2 separate regions of the Homo sapiens genome follow, and region 2 is linked to region 1. The links are chromatin loops, found by intact Hi-C in ENCODE. Cell type or tissue: sigmoid colon. All regions are shown on one strand.

What was found. A loop is a pair of places that touch in the nucleus more often than their neighbours do. Peaks named below come from ENCODE experiments on the same cell type or tissue, not always from the same donor. Only the 100,000 strongest peaks of a DNase experiment are listed, where the experiment ranks them.
Region 2: a loop joins it to region 1, with 2.1 times the contacts of the local background. A loop is called at or near these places in 14 of 110 quality-filtered maps.

The regions. Positions count from the first base shown.
Region 1 is chr7:151,758,550-151,761,049 of GRCh38, reverse strand. All of the region lies in intron 3 of PRKAG2 (protein kinase AMP-activated non-catalytic subunit gamma 2), which reads left to right. Among named protein-coding and RNA genes, the nearest start is that of PRKAG2-AS2, 47 kb to the left of the region's middle. RefSeq lists an enhancer at 1,031-2,500. In sigmoid colon, CTCF peaks have their summits at 1,104 and 1,306 (motif pointing right); a DNase peak (open chromatin) is centred at 1,339.
Region 2 is chr7:151,704,521-151,707,020 of GRCh38, reverse strand. All of the region lies in intron 3 of PRKAG2 (protein kinase AMP-activated non-catalytic subunit gamma 2), which reads left to right. Among named protein-coding and RNA genes, the nearest start is that of PRKAG2-AS2, 100 kb to the left of the region's middle. RefSeq lists a silencer at 2,258-2,449. In sigmoid colon, a CTCF peak has its summit at 1,223 (motif pointing right); a DNase peak (open chromatin) is centred at 864; H3K4me3 peaks cover 612 bases; H3K27ac peaks cover 275 bases.

The sequences.
Region 1 (2,500 bases):
AGGCAGTTTCGCTAAGCTGACCTGCTTTGCAACTGCCTACCTACTAACTGTTCGTTATTGTAGGTGATAAGCATCCTTGTGGCTTAGCCTCCTTTCAGTTATTTTTTTCTGTTCATGCCACGAAGCCATCCTAACTTTATCCTGACACATCTCCTTGCCCCAGGGGAGCTATGGACAAGGTGCGCTGTTTGGCTGAAGGCAATCATGGCCAAGCTGGCAGAGCTAGCCTGGAATCTTCCAGACAGAGGGCTGGAGGAGGGATGGGGCACGGGAGCACAGATAGACTTTAACTGCCCCCACGTTGTCAAGGAAAGGAAAGCAGAGCGAGAGAGTGGGTAGTGGGGTGGGTGCTGCTTTGGATGGAATGGCGAGGGAAGTCTTCTCTGGTAAGGAGACCACACTGGAGCCAGAGAGAGAGCCACTCAGAGGTCTGGGGCAGAGGAAATGCTAAGTGCACATTAGCAAAAGCCTCATGCTGTAGGGCAGTCCCCAGCTTTTAAAAAACTCTCTCAGCTGGGTGCAGTGGCTCATGCCTGTAATCCCAGCACTTTGGGAGGCCAGGCCGAGGTGGGCGGATCACCTGAGATAATGAGTTCGAGACCAGCCTGGCCAACATGGTGAAGCCCCGTCTCTACTAAAAATACAAAAATTAGCCGGGCATGGTGGGTGCCTGTAATCCCAGCTACTCAGGAGGCTGAGACAGGAGAATCACTTGAACTTGGGCAGCAGAGGTTGCAGTGAGCCGAGATCCTGCCATTGCACTCTAGCCTGGGAACAGAGCAAGACTCTGTTTCAAAAACAATAAACAAACACCCAGCTCTCTCTCAAAGAAGTAAGGAAGCAAAGCAGGCTGATGGAGACAGGCTTCTGGGAGACCCAGCTGCTCAGGTCTGGGCTCTGCCTGCTGTATATTCACTTCTCCTAGGTTCTCTCTGGCCTGCCTCCCATCTCAGCTTCCTTTTTTAAAAAAAGAAAAGGCTAATCTTTGATAAATTCCCACATAATCTGCAATGAACAGAGAAACTCTGTAGGAATGACTTGGTGCTACCCCACCACAGTCCACATCTTGGGACAGCCGCTCAGCCTGGAGCCCGTACTAGAAGGAAGAATGTCGATGTTAAATCTCTCCCTCATTCAAGACAATGTGGCCTCAATATTAGATGCCTTTTCACCTTTATTTTCTGAATGTCTGTTTACATCTGAGTTCACTCGTAGAAAAAGTCTGGGTGAGAGAGTAGGTCGGGGTCCCCTTGGCCCTGAGAACAGCTGGCCAGGCGGAGCCCACCTCTGGTTTTTCTGGCTTTGTGACAGAGTGACCACTAGGGGGTGACATAGCCTCACATGCTGAGTCTGGTGCTGGGAGCAGGTTGGTCCTGCCTGGGGGAAAGCAGCAGGTATCGTTCCTGCCTGGGTTTTTTCCAGTGCGGTTCACCTTCAAATGCGCCTCCCAGACAGAAGAAAGCTGGTGTTAGGAGCGGACAAGGATACCTGCCTGCCCAGGCGTTTCAAAGGGGAGTTGTCTGGCATGGAGGATATTCACCTGCACCACGTTACATGAGAACCTGCTAAGTGCTGGGCCCTTGGGAACGCAGCAGTGAATGAGCCCATCCCTGCCCTCGTGGGGATACCATTCTAGGGACAATCGGTACCACAGGTGGAAAAGTGTCATGTGTCCCAAGTGCCAAGAGGAACAACAGTCAAAGGAGAGGGGCTGCGGGGGTGCTGCTCTATGTGGGCAAGTCAGCAATAGCCTCTGACATGGAGACATTTGGCCAGTGGTGAGATGGAGCCAGGGAGAGGACAGGTGGAGGCCATGGCACGCCTGGCGGAGGGGCCCACGATGCAAATGTCCGGAGGCAGGAGCAGCCTCTGAGCCTGCAGGGAGCTGGTCAATGTGGCCAGAACCAAGTAGGGAGGGAGCAGGTGCTGGAGTGAGGTCAGGGAGTGGGGCGGGGCCTTGCAGGAGAGGTCAGGATTCCAGGTTTTAATTGAGCGATACAGAAAGCCATCGGATGTCGATCGGATGCAATGCAGAGAGATGTCTGGCTACTGTGCAGTAAAGAGATGGTAGAGACAGGGCTGGGGTGAGCAGTGAGGGGTCCCTGCAGTGGATCTGGAGATACATTAGCATGGTCTCCCGCCTCCTCAGAGACCTCCTTCAAGTCTTGCCCGCTACAGAAAGCCTTACTGGATTCTGTTTGCCTTGAGCAATCTGCCAGAGCCCTGAAATATAGCTGTTATTTTAAGTCTCTTTGCAGTCTGTGTTCTCTCGTGATAACTTCCTATTGCCTTCTTGTCTCTTTAAAAATCACATATTGAGCTTTTCATGCACTTGCCTCTTATTTTCCCAAGCTCTTCCAGTTCATACCTCCTCATCCCCCCAGGTCTATCAGTGCCTTCGGGGTTTGGAACCTTTGGGGTACACTGATGGTCACCCAACATGGGAAGAACACCATGTCTCTGGGGACCTTGGATCTCCCTGCTCTGTTTTCCTTTCTGT
Region 2 (2,500 bases), 54 kb after region 1:
CCGAGGGGGAAGGCCTCCTCTGCATGACTGCAGGCAGGTCCGAACATTTGAGGCTGACGTTGGGTTGGGCCAGAGGCACCCTCTTCCCTCATGGTAGACGCCTCTGGAGGGTGTATTTGAGTGCCCTACTCCATCTAGTCCCTGGCCAGGCCAGGTGGCTCCAATTGGGCTGAGATGCATGGGGAACCACCGTGGCCTCCGGCTCAGGTTGGAGAAGCAGAAGCCATTGCCGGAACGTATTCTAGACTCAGGCTGTGTTGAGCGTTTGCTGAAGCTGCTGTTACTGCCACAGCTAACGCCTAGTCTGGGAGACAGCCAAAATGGGTTTGCATCTTTCCTTTGAATACATTCCTTGGAAGAAAGTCAGAAGATTTCAGCTTGAAATTCTATAAAAACCATCATTTGCATTTCCAGTGCACACCTGCTCAAAGCAGGAGGCAGGTCAGGGTGCTGGTTGCTCGTACTCTGGCTTTCTGCAAGAAGCCTCGTGGTGGGAGATCTCGGTGTCTTCCTGGGACTTAATCTTTACAGCAAGGCACTGTCCCAGGTGGGGAGATAGTCCTGACCCTTTTGGGACCCTAGTTTCACAGTCTGGGAGATGAGTTGGATGTCTTGGAGAATTTGACTTGTTAAAGGCAGGGCGAGGCAGGAGCCTGACCTCCCAGTCCTGGGCTATGAGTGGGTCTCTCTGCAGCCTTGATTGCAACTAGTCATTACCACCTAGGAGGAAAGATTAATTTCTCCTTTGGTGCTACAGGGCAAAGAGGCAGGAGGAGACAGCAGTCAGGAGCTTGGTCTCCAGAGCCAGACTTCAAGGCTTGGCTGGAGCTCTGACTGACACCAGCCAGCTGTGTGGCCTTGGGCATGTCCCAGGGTCTTCTCTGTGCTGCATATCTGCTGTGCTGAGTCACACTGAAGTTGTGTTACCTAACCTTTTACTCCGGGAAGCATTTTCAACATGCTTTGCAGGGTACAACATGGTTTCACATACCTGTCGTTTCATCTTAACCCTGATGAGCAAGACTCAAGAGACCCAGGCTCCTGGCTTGAAGTTCTACCCTCAACAACAGTGAACTTGGGAGTTGCAGGTGCACAGATGGGGGGCGGGGGGATGTGAAATCATAAAACATGTGTAGGAATGTCAAATAAAACGCAGCGGGTGAGATGAGATCGGCTAAGAAGGGCCACTTATGAGATTTCTACAAGGAAGTGCCACCAACCTGCAGAGGGCAGTGTAAGGAGGAGTCAACACTCTTGCTCTAGGAGGGGACCCCAGAGCCTGGAGAGTTAAGCAGGGAGACTGAAATTAATTTGAAGAGCAGAGCACCCTCCAATCGAACACCCTGCTCTAGGAGGACCTTAGTGAGCTGATCCTGGACAAATAGAATTGCTTTCTTTATGGGCCTTTGGGAAAACTGTGCTTACCTCTCACGTCTCTTTCTCTCTGAAAAGACGTAGCCCTCCCCCTATCTGTCTCCCTAAGGAGTGTCTGTCACAGACAGTCGGCTGTCCCCTCGCCCAGCTGTGTGTGATAGACAGATGCTTGCAGCCAGATGCCGGCTGCGTGTTCGGCATACCGGGGTGATCCTGCTTGGGACCGAGTGCTTGCCAGCCAACTTTCCCGGCTGGATTAATTTCCAATCCATGTACATCTGTGTGTGTGTTTTACAACCCGATTGAGAAAAGAGAAAAAACACCATAATCCCTTGTTTCCTTGGTGTTGCTCGAGAGGAAGTGGGCTTATCAGTAGGAATGAAAAGGGAGCCTGATATTCTCAGCCAACTCTGAGACCAGAGGGGTTTCCAGAGCAGCTTGATAACCTGAACATTTTATCCTGTACGTTTCAGACACCAGGCCTCTGTTCAGAGCAGCTGGAAGTATAACTCAATTGCATTTACGTTTTATCAGAAGGTTGAAAAATTCTCATTAACTTGCTAATCGTCAAAAATGTGTTCAGCATTTGGCTGGTAATTTCAGTGGTGTCTCCTATAGAAGATAGTATCTGACACACCAAAGAAACCTCATTTCGTTCATGGCTGTTTTATTCCCGTTGCTGAGGCTAGCAGGGGCAGGACTTTTAAGCGCTAACATTTTGGGGACGTGGTCTGTCCACTAAATCATAGGCTTTGTAGTGGTTACACTTGGGTTCAAAACCTGCCGCACCGCTGAGCAGCCTCGCTCTCCCTGTGCCTCCCTTGGCAATACTCACTCTCTTTCTCCAAGCCGTGGCGCCCCGGGAGGCAGAGAGTTGTAAATCCCCACCCGGTAGGTGCCGCGTGGATTGCAGTAGATACGCAGGCCCAGCACATTGTAGGTGTTCCACAAATGCTCAGACTTGGGCCCCTCCCCTTTCCTCATCTCTCTATAATGTCTTCTGTGCTGAATAAATACATTAACTAAAAGCAAGCAGCAATTCTGGGGAACATATGTATAGAATGTTCATACAGCATCATTTATAATAGCCCCAGAGTAGACGCCGCCCAGATGCCCATCAGCAGTC